Regions from separate parts of the Homo sapiens genome. Here region 1 is linked to region 2. A link is a loop called in an ENCODE intact Hi-C map of the cell type or tissue named here. Cell type or tissue: endothelial cell of umbilical vein. All regions are shown on one strand. Each heading gives the region's core, and the rest is flanking DNA. Links, peaks and the distances in the headings are about the cores only.

Evidence for each region. Hi-C counts contacts between places; a loop is a spot of excess contacts. Peaks named below come from ENCODE experiments on the same cell type or tissue, not always from the same donor. Only the 100,000 strongest peaks of a DNase experiment are listed, where the experiment ranks them.
Region 1: it touches region 2 in a loop (2.1-fold over the local background); 3 of 110 quality-filtered maps call a loop at or near these places.

Annotation. Positions count from the first base shown.
Region 1 is chr3:142,884,594-142,889,966 of GRCh38, reverse strand. It overlaps PCOLCE2 (procollagen C-endopeptidase enhancer 2), which reads left to right and starts at 884. Exons shown (of 9, transcript NM_013363.4): 1 at 884-1,153; 2 at 2,190-2,298. The coding sequence starts at 1,071. It overlaps LOC124909443 (a long non-coding RNA gene), which reads right to left and starts at 1,703. Exons shown (of 2, transcript XR_007096122.1): 1 at 1,508-1,703; 2 at 1-376. RefSeq lists a silencer at 892-941. In endothelial cell of umbilical vein, for the core only: no CTCF peak of the experiment used is centred there; no DNase peak of the experiment used is centred there; H3K4me3 peaks cover 1,101 bases; H3K27me3 peaks cover 2,472 bases.
Region 2 is chr3:142,959,711-142,965,083 of GRCh38, reverse strand. PAQR9 (progestin and adipoQ receptor family member 9) reads left to right here and starts at 1,410. Exons shown (of 1, transcript NM_198504.4): 1 at 1,410-5,373. The coding sequence starts at 1,748. The coding sequence ends at 2,881. PAQR9-AS1 (PAQR9 antisense RNA 1) reads right to left here and starts at 1,026. Exons shown (of 5, transcript NR_125393.1): 1 at 986-1,026; 2 at 448-619. RefSeq lists a silencer at 2,196-2,381. In endothelial cell of umbilical vein, for the core only: no CTCF peak of the experiment used is centred there; no DNase peak of the experiment used is centred there; H3K4me3 peaks cover 926 bases; H3K27me3 peaks cover 3,358 bases.

The DNA of each region.
Region 1 (5,373 bases), core at 207-5,206, 75 kb after region 2:
ATCCCTGGTTATTGGGAAGCTCTTAACAAAATAAATGTTTAAAATTATATTTCTGTAATTAAGTAAAAGAGAGTATTGATTCCACAAGGCTAGAATTGTTCGTCTAAGAAAAACGAATTCTCCGTAAATTTTAACCCGTTAATACCACAGAAAGATGCTGTTGGAAAGGTCTAAGAACAGAGAGATGCAAGCAGAGAAACACCATTTTCAGAACATGACATGGGATGGTGAGATTTGCTGATTTGGTTCCGTCTTCATTATCTGACATTTAATGACAGTTCACACAGAAATCGCTCGCCTGAAAACCCGTGTTTAAATCCCGGCACAGAGACTGTCTTCCTTGTCATTGTCATACCAGTAAAAAAAAGAAAAGTATCTAGAGAGAGAGAGAGGAGAATAAGCACAGAAGTTAAAATACAATAAAATCCCTTTTCCCTTTCTTTCCTTGGATCTGGGTTTTGAAGGAGACAAAGAAGGACCCCCAGGCTTTCCAGCAGCCAGCAAGCGCTATTACTTTTTATTTAAAAGCAACTGGGAAAAACATTCCCCAAAGCAAAACCAGAAGCCCTCCCTGAGAATCGTCTCTGGGCGTCGGGGCCCGGGCCGCTGGGGTGCCACTCCGCAAGGGGTTCCTCTTCTCCCCGGGGTCCCTGAGGGCTGGACGAGAGAGGACCCGTCGGTCCCGGGGTGCCGGGAGGAGACGTTCGCCCGCCCCACGAGAGGGGGCGGCTCTGGCCTCGGAGCCGCCCCTCCTGCCGCCGGAGAACAAACGGGATATTCAGCAGTGGCCTGTGGCTGCCAGAGCAGCTCCTCAGGGGAAACTAAGCGTCGAGTCAGACGGCACCATAATCGCCTTTAAAAGTGCCTCCGCCCTGCCGGCCGCGTATCCCCCGGCTACCTGGGCCGCCCCGCGGCGGTGCGCGCGTGAGAGGGAGCGCGCGGGCAGCCGAGCGCCGGTGTGAGCCAGCGCTGCTGCCAGTGTGAGCGGCGGTGTGAGCGCGGTGGGTGCGGAGGGGCGTGTGTGCCGGCGCGCGCGCCGTGGGGTGCAAACCCCGAGCGTCTACGCTGCCATGAGGGGCGCGAACGCCTGGGCGCCACTCTGCCTGCTGCTGGCTGCCGCCACCCAGCTCTCGCGGCAGCAGTCCCCAGAGAGGTAACGCGACCCCTGCCCGGGCTCCCTTTCTCTCCTTTCCCTTCCTCCACCCCTGCAGCCTCGCCTGCTGCTTTACTCAACCCGCTTCGGCGCGCCTGGGTGACCCAGCGCTCGACCCTGCGCTCCCGCGCGGTGCAGGCGTCCGCCACCCTCGGGTAGGCTAAGCCCGGGACTTCGGGACCCATCCTTGCTCGCGGGGCTCCCTCCTGGGTCCCCAGCCCGGCCTGCCGGATGGCCCTGCAGCTGGCTTGGCCACCACGTGGCGGGGCTTAATCTGACTTGTGTCTCCCCTCTCCTCGTGTCTATGGGGCCAGAGGGAAGCACTGGGGCCCAAATATGTGGATTTTGGTTTACCGCTGTTTTTTTTCCTTCCCCGAGAGGCTTTGCCCAGAGACGTAAACTAGGGAACAACCCTAGCGGCGCGGCGCCTAGGGAGCCGCTCCGGAAAGTTAACTCTTCGCCAACCTCTGGAAGGCCCCAGGAGCTGGGCTGTGGGACCTGCCCGGTGGCCAACTTTGGCATCACCTCTTCAGCCTCCATCAACATCAGCCTCCCTTTCGATGGGAAGCTCTGCCAATGGCGAGTGATTTTCAGAAAGGGGGAGGAGAACTGGGCATCTCTCCAAATATGGGAACGACAAACTTTTTTTATATTAACCAATTGCTTGCCTGTCTTTCTTTAAAACCATGCTTCTCATTCAGCCTGGCTCTTACCTTCTCTCCCACTCCCCCAGTTAAATTGATGTATTTACCATTTTCCTACAAGACTTTGCCACAATGCCGAGGACTTGATTATACATATATATAATCTTGTGTTATTATGATGGAGACAGATGGCGCTGGACTGAATGCTTTGTCAGGCTATAATTTAAATATTCTAGGAGCTAGCAAATTTTCAGATCCCTTATATGGTGCAAGCATTGATTAATCAACATTAACTTTTATTTATATTAATAGGCTACACCTTTCTGAAGGTAACATCAGATTGTTAGACCATGTTTCAAATTACATTATCTTTTCTTCTTTTATGTTCCCAGACCTGTTTTCACATGTGGTGGCATTCTTACTGGAGAGTCTGGATTTATTGGCAGTGAAGGTTTTCCTGGAGTGTACCCTCCAAATAGCAAATGTACTTGGAAAATCACAGTAAGCATTTTTTAAAAAGGTATTCTCCTGGAAGTGGGTGTTGGCAACAGTGTGAGGCTGCTGCCTTTTTCCTCTGGTGTTAGGATTTGAGTAAGAGGCAAATGCCTGAAATAGTGAAATGTTGGATTTACCCCAACTATTGGGAAGATTTTTATTAATATAATAGATCTAGTCGTGTCCTGCATTAGTGATTACAAAGGGCACAAGATAATGCTTGAAGGAATAAATTCTCAGAGCAGATGTGTTTCTGAAAGCCCAGTGTGACTCAGTTGAGTTTTATAGATTCATAATTAAAGCTGTTTTCAGTCAAAGGCCTGTTGTAATGACCTTCATAAGTTTTTTGTTGCTCGTGCCTTCATAAATTCCCAGTGGGAAATGGAAGATCAAAGATAGTGCTTTGACTACTCTATGCTCATTAGGAAAGGAAAAAGAAAAAAAATAAAAAAAGCCCACTTAATGTTCCTGGGTTGAAACCACCTCTAAAGGCAGTCTAAGAATAGAGAATGGGGGGGTGGGAATCTAAATAGCAGCCAAGGGCCAATAAAAAGTCCATGCTGATTAGTAATAACATAGATTATGCTGAGTCAAGATAAGCTGGATTTAGAGACAGCCATATATTTTTTAACTGATTTAGAGTCAACTAGAGTGAGTCATCTTTCCAGTCAGCATAGCATTGACTGTTACCTTCTTCACTTTTTCGTTGTTGGGAAGTTGTTTAGTAATTGAATACGTTGGTTCACTGAGAGCTTCTTTCAGTCAGATTGTGCCACTGGAGGACTTAGATTTTTTAAAAAGTAGCCCCCACTGAATGTGTAAACTAGCAGTTACTGTGTGCCAGGCATTTACCATGCCAAGTAGTTAGCAAGTATAATCACCCAGAATCCTCAAAACAACTGTATGAGAAAGTATCTATTATCATCCCTATTTTATAGATGGGGAAGCTGAGGCCTGAAACAATTATAGAAATTGACTTGATCAGACAGTCGGGAAGCCCAACTTTATGTAAAAGTAAAACCTACTTTGCAATAAGGTATTCCCACTGAGGTCATTTTGCAGGCAGATATGAGAGGTCCCCTTCCATAATATAAAACTCAGCTCTTACATGCCTTGACGGCCTCTTGTAAAATGCCAACCATGTCACAAACTGGTACAGATTTCATTATGTTATTATAGCACATGTGGCCAGGAAAGAAGTCATAGAAAATAAGTTTGAAATACTATTAACATAAATGTCAAATAAGTCTCTGAAACAAAAATAAAAGCAGCTTGATTTTCATGTCGTGATTGTGTTTTAAATGTAATTAAATGGCCATAAGTTTTAAACGACCCTAGAAAATCAATGGCTCAGAGGCGTCATGTGCCCAAGTAGAAATTCATGGTTGGCCATGTGTTCTGAGTATTGCGGACAGGTTGATGTGACTTTACACTTTGACTGGGGTTGGGGGGCACGTCCAGTGAAAGCTTTCCTTGATAAAGGAACGGTTTGCCTCAGGAGAGGCATGATTTCCTGTGTGGGAGTGGGGAAGTTAAATGGATGCTCCATCTGGATGTCCTGTGAAGGGAAAGCCTGTGAGCTCAGCAGTCACTTCCCTGGATTCAAATTCCAGTTTCACCGCCATAAACTGTGTGTCCAGGATCTACCTCCTTTAAACCTTAGGATTACTGTGAAGACAAAATGAGATAGTGTAAAATGCTTCAACTCAGTGCCTGAGTGGGAAGAAGCTTGATTTGTCTGAAGAACAAATTAAGGAGGTTGGAGTGGCTGGAATGGAATGAGCAAGGGGACAGTGGGAAGAGAAGCGAAGAAGGTAAACAGGACTCTGTAGGCCACGGTGGAGAGTTTGAATTTTGTTTTGAGTAGGAGTCACTGGAAGATCTTAAGCAGAGGAATGAGCTTATCTGGTGTCTGCGTGGAAGATGAACTGTAGGGAGTTAAGAGTAGAGGCAGAGAGACCAATTAGGAAGCTGTTGTGGTATCCAGGAGAGGGAAGATGGTGGAGTAGACAAGGTGGTAGCAGAGAAGATGAAGAAATGCGGAGTCTTCTGCCCACAGTGTTTTCTCAGCAGCTCTGCCTGCGGTTAGGATATAGTGGCACCAGCTAGAAGGATACATGCACCAGGCTCTGTCTCCCTGCTTAGCCATTCCAGACAGGACTGTGCTCTACTATGGCCTTGTCCAAGGCCATCTATTAAAGGTTTTTCCCACGCTGGTTGGTCCAGCCCATTTTTCTGTTCCTGCAGTCAGTAAACCAAGAATAGTGTTCCCATTGAGTGATTCAGTATCACTTTTATTAAAATATCACAGAGGCCGCTGGAGATGGGAAAGCCTCAGAGTGGTCCTTAAACTGTAGTTCCTGTAGCTGGGGGGAAATATCTTGCTTTCACTCACTGGCCTCCCATTCTGTTCGTCCAAACTGGAGATGTGTCCCAGCATGGTAGCTTTCACCGCTAAATGGTTTTCATTAAACTCTATCATATCAATGCAAGAATGGGAAATGTCTGATTTTAACTTTTGCTTTAAGAAAGGTGAATCCTAGTTGTTACCACCAAACTTCCAGTCCTTCGTGTTGGACTTTCTGATGCGAAAGTACAGCCTGCAGATTGGAAATTTAGATGTGTCCTTACATTATAGTACTTTAAAATTTTTATAGCAATTTCTTAGACAGCTGCATTGTTCCAACACACTGTATTGGCTATTTAAATGTAAATTAAGTTAAACATTTAGTTTCTTAGTCATACTAGCCACATTCAAGTGCTCAATAGCCACATGTGGATAGTGGCTGCCTTACTGGACAATATGTAATATAGTATTTCTGTCATCACAATTTTTCTTGTGGACAGTGCTGTGCTATTAATAGAAAAATTTTATGCTTAATTTTACTCACGTAAAATGTTGAGGACAGAGGTGCTCTGTGCTGCTTAGTTGTACTTCTGCTTTGCAAATAGGGAAGCTGCTACTGGTTCTTTGTAGTTGTTGGAGCTGTAACTGGAACTCAAGACTCTTGACTCAGCTTTATCACCAAGAGTTGATGGCCTTAACAGGTCTTAGGTTTTTTACTTTTACTGTATGTGTTC
Region 2 (5,373 bases), core at 303-5,302:
GGAGTACAGTGGCGCGATCTCGGCTCACTGTAACCTCCTCCGCCTCCTGGGTTCCAGCGATTCTCCTGCCTCAGCCTCCCGAGTAGCTGGGACTACAGGCGTGCGCCACCACTCCCACATAATTTTTTGTATTTTTAGTAGAGACGGGGTTTCACCGTGTTGGCCAGGATGGTCTCAAATCTCTTGACCTCGTGATCTGTGTGCTGGGAGTACAGGCGTGAGCCACCGCGCCCGGCCTTAAGCCCCTTTCTTTAAGGCTCAAGGGCATATTTTCACACTGCAGTGCATCACAACCGTTTTCATTCTTCCAGTGTTCCTTTCTTCTGGTCTCCAGCCACCTGCCAGGTACTTCTGATTAATTACATATAAGATTTATCCAAGCCACCCCCTCCGTTTCTACCAACTGGACTTCATTCTCTTCAGTTCCTGCTAGAATGCACCTCCTACCTGAAGTCTTCCCTCATCAATGCCCTCCATGATCAGCCTTTGACTCTGGAATCCCTTAATATATTCCTCAGATCATTAGAGGTTTTCTGAGTCATCATCTGAGATTTTTCATTAAATTGTGGAGTTTGAGCAGCCAGTCCTGAGCTGTCGGACTCAGTTCCAAATAGAAGTCCTAGTTAAAGACACAAAAACAAGAAGATGGGTTAGCTGCGGCTCGAAGAGCTGGTGAGCGCGACCACAGGGCAGCTTGCGGACGGTTCTTTCGGACAGGACAAGGGCGAGGGAAACGGCAGAATGGTGACGCACCTGAGTGCGCCCACTAGACGAAAGAAGACCAACTAAGCCTTCGTGTAGTGCGTAGACAGGCCGACACACACACACACACACACACACACACACTAACACACACGCAAAGACAGTGAGGGAGCGAGAGGCGCATCCCCAGGTAGCTGACAATGACACGGCCCCGATCCGGACGCGGGCTTAAAGCCCCCCGACTTCCGGAGTGCCCCCCTCCCCGGCGACCTCCGGAGATTACCGCTGGCGCATCTCTCCGCCCTGCCCGGCTCCGGCGCCCTCCCCTCCCCCCGCAGCCGCAGCTCCCCGCCCCCCGCGAACGCGGCTCCCCAGTGTCCTCCAGAACGCCCGCGTGGCTGTCGGGTTTCGAACCCCAGGGCCGACTCTAGTACTCGGCGCGCGCGCCGCCGCGTCGCCGACCAGCCTGCGGCCCCCGCATCAATCATTAACGGGGCGGCCCGGGCTGCGGCGGCCCGAGGAGGGGGATGGTACGGAACTCGAGACAGGGGACAACTCTATCCCCCGAAGCGGCCGCGAAACCCTAGCCTGGGAGGCCCCCGCCCTTCCTCGGTGCGCCCGTCCCTCCCTCCGCGCCTCGGCTCGCACATCCCCACCTCCCGCTCCGGGGGCGGCGGCGGCGGAGGCACCCGCACCGCGCGATGCCCAGTCACCGCTGCCGCGCTGCCGCCGCAGTCAGCCGCGCCGCCGCCGCTGCCGCAGCGCGGGCGGCCGCGCGCCGGTAGCAGGGGCTTGGCGAGGAAGCCGCTGAGCCTCGCGCGCTCCGCGCTCCTGGCGGTCGCAGCGCTGCCTATTAATTGATTCTCTTATTGATTTATTTAATTTTTAGGAGCGGCTGCTCGGAGGCACGGGTCTTCTCCTAAACCTGCAGCGACGCCCCCGGCGTGGGCACAAAGGCTCCGACGGCGGCCGGCGGGGGCTGCCCAGCGCCCGGGAGCCGGCGCCAGAGGTCGCCTGCGCGCGCCCTAGCCGAGCCCCGGGCACCATGCCGCGGCGCCTGCAGCCCCGGGGCGCGGGCACAAAAGGCCCTCCGGCCCCGGCCCCGGCAGCTTCGGGGGCCGCCCGGAACTCCCACTCTGCCGCCTCCCGGGACCCCCCAGCGTCTGCCAAGCCGCTGCTGCGCTGGGACGAGGTGCCCGACGACTTCGTGGAGTGCTTCATCCTGTCGGGCTACCGGCGTCTGCCGTGCACGGCCCAGGAGTGCCTAGCCTCGGTGCTGAAGCCTACCAACGAGACGCTCAACTTCTGGACGCACTTCATCCCGCTGCTGCTGTTCCTGAGCAAGTTCTGCCGTCTGTTCTTCCTGAGCGGCGGCGACGTGCCCTTCCACCACCCGTGGCTGCTACCGTTGTGGTGCTACGCGTCGGGAGTGCTGCTGACCTTCGCCATGAGCTGCACGGCGCACGTGTTCAGCTGCCTGTCGCTGCGTCTGCGCGCCGCCTTCTTCTACCTGGACTACGCGTCCATCAGCTACTACGGCTTCGGCAGCACGGTGGCCTACTACTACTACCTGTTGCCAGGCCTCAGCTTGCTGGATGCCAGAGTCATGACTCCATACTTGCAGCAGCGCCTGGGCTGGCACGTGGACTGCACGCGCCTTATCGCCGCCTACCGCGCCCTGGTGCTGCCTGTGGCCTTCGTGCTGGCGGTGGCTTGCACTGTGGCCTGCTGCAAGAGCCGTACCGACTGGTGTACCTACCCGTTCGCGCTGCGCACCTTCGTCTTCGTCATGCCGCTCAGCATGGCCTGCCCCATTATGCTCGAGAGCTGGCTCTTCGACCTGCGTGGGGAGAACCCCACACTCTTCGTGCACTTCTACCGCCGCTACTTCTGGCTGGTGGTGGCCGCCTTCTTCAACGTGAGCAAGATCCCCGAGCGCATCCAGCCGGGTCTTTTCGACATTATCGGCCACAGCCACCAGCTCTTCCACATCTTCACCTTCCTCAGCATCTACGACCAGGTGTACTACGTAGAAGAGGGCCTGCGCCAGTTCCTCCAGGCGCCGCCTGCCGCACCCACTTTCTCGGGTACTGTGGGCTACATGCTGCTGCTGGTGGTCTGCCTGGGGCTGGTAATCAGGAAGTTCCTAAACAGCTCCGAATTCTGCAGTAAAAAGTGAGCCTCCGCCTTGGAGGAGACTACTGGTTCGCCCATCTGTTTGGAGTTTCTGTTGTTGCTATTGTTGGTTTGTTTTCAAATTTCATTGTGTTTTCTTCTTTGCTCAAGGAAGGTGCTGCAAAACCATAGGGAAAAAGTTCACTGCTACAAAGGGATCCCAACCCACTGGAGGCTTTGAAGTAGGGAGGTTGGCAGGGGTGGTCAAGCGGGAGGGAGATAGTCACTTGTTCTTGCCCCTGGAAAAAATTCAGGTGATGTCTTTGACATCCAGGGATTTCTCAAAGGCAGTGAGTAAAATCCCAAATAAAGCCCCAAAGAGTTTGCTTTTCCAATCATCTGTGCCATTGGTAATAAGGAGTAGCCCCTGTGAGGTCAGGTACACAGTAAAGAGGGTAAATAGAATCCTTGGGAACTTCTGTTTCAGTCTGAGGAATGCTTGGATTTGTCAAAAGAATGGAGCTTTGTAGGAAACAGGCACAAAGACGCAAACCCAGGGCTTAACCTGCTAGAAAATGCATGGAATGTGAACACAAGTTAATTATTTCAAAATGTTTTTCAGATGTTATTTAAATAGTAATATATACATTGATTTTTCATAATTTATCAAAGCCTGTGGTACGCACTGAATTTTCTTTGTCACATAGTTTTGAATTTCACAGCCTTCTGCATTGCATACACTTGAACTGGACATCAGGGGAAGCTGCTTGAGAGTTCTCAATTACTTTCTTAAACAGTGTTTTCTGAAGGCGTGTGTCATGATACAACTGTGAATTCTACCTTAGGGACTCTGGTTAAACTATTGGTGAGGAGCTCGAGTGGTTTGTATAGACCCCAGATTTTTGTTTACTTTAATGTATTCCACAAAACCCATCCTGGTTTTTGTTAGTTTGTTTTGTTTTTAATCTTTTTTTTTCCTTCTCTACTTATTTAAATTGCCACTGGAATAAATGTGCCTTTTGAAGCAAAGTCCAAATGACTGGTCCTCAAACACAGTTTCTTACATGGGGAGAGTAGTAAGAATAAGCTTTTCTTACCTGACTGAAAATCAAGGTTTCATGGTCCATCCAGGAGGGCAGAAGATGGTGTTGGTTTCAAGTTTTTGGTGGGATTGGAGATAGCTTACAGGAGCGTGCAGAGCATTTGGGTTCCCAACAAGGACAAAGAGCCAACCCTCTAATGTAGATGTGTTTCTAATGCAGCCATGGGAGAAGTTCTAGACTGATGCCATCCATCCTTGCTTAAAATTAAAAACATAATATCCAAGAATAAACAAGGCAGTTTTATTATGAAAGGCAGGAGCACATTATTGAGTTGTCACTGAAAATTTTGAGTTAAATAAGATTACACTTGCCTAGTTAAACGCTGAAGTTTGATTTGGTTCCAGACTATGGAAATGATGGGCAGTCACCCTAAATCCTTGAAACATTCATGAGCATGTCCCTGAGATCCTTTCTAACAAACAGATTAGCCAATGTTATTTAGACATTTCTTACAAATGCTAACCTGTAATTGAGATGGCCACTCTAGATTAACACAAACCACTGAGATGACTTGTTTAAATACTTACCACACTTCCTGGTAGGTCATTTTGTTAGAAGCCAAATAAGTCATTGATTGGGAGTTTTTTTTGTTTTGTTTTGTTTGGAGACATGTGTGCCTTTACTGGCTCAGCAGGAGGAGTGGGTGGCCCTCATACCCAGCCAGCTGTACTTCACTGGCTTGTAGGTGATGGAGAGCTTGCCCAGGTAGTGGTGGCTTATCTTGGGCTTGATCTCCACTGCCTAGTTGAAGGTCTTGGGCAGGATGATCATGTCCCACAGGTGCATCTTGATTTTATGATATAACTTAGATCATGCATATGAGGTAGATGAACACTTACCTCAGCACTGGTAGGCTGGCACTTCTAAAACAATTGCTGGTTTTGTTTATGCTTTTAATCACTTCTCTGTAAACAGAGAAGCTCAGCACAATTCCCTGGAGGAACCGGTATCCTTGTGTGTGTTACTTTGCACATAGAAGTTAAATTTATATATGTCTATATTTAATTTAGAATCTCTTACTGAGATTGTAAATACACTTTGCACAGTTGTTGACGAGTGTCAGTGTCTCATCCTTTGTGAAGTGCAAGGAGATTCCTGTTAGGTTACAGAGGCTAATTTGTACTTACAACAGATGTTATTCCTCAGCTGTAACTTAATTCAATAGATGCATTCAAGGACAACTGTGGAAATCAGGATATTTCCACATGCAAATTTATTTGCATGTCATTGTTGTTTTTTCTAGAGCCCCAAAGAACATTGGTTTGGAAGCTAGAGAAACAGGGTGAAGCGTATTATGTAGTTTCTTTGTAAAATGGGACCTCAATTTCAGAAGGAACTTTCAGGAGGAAGACTTCTAGCAAGGATTAATGAGTTTGAGAACAATAACTAAAACACCAAATTTGTCATTTTAATTTTTTGTTGTTCTTCCAGGTCCACAGACAGAATTCTCTTC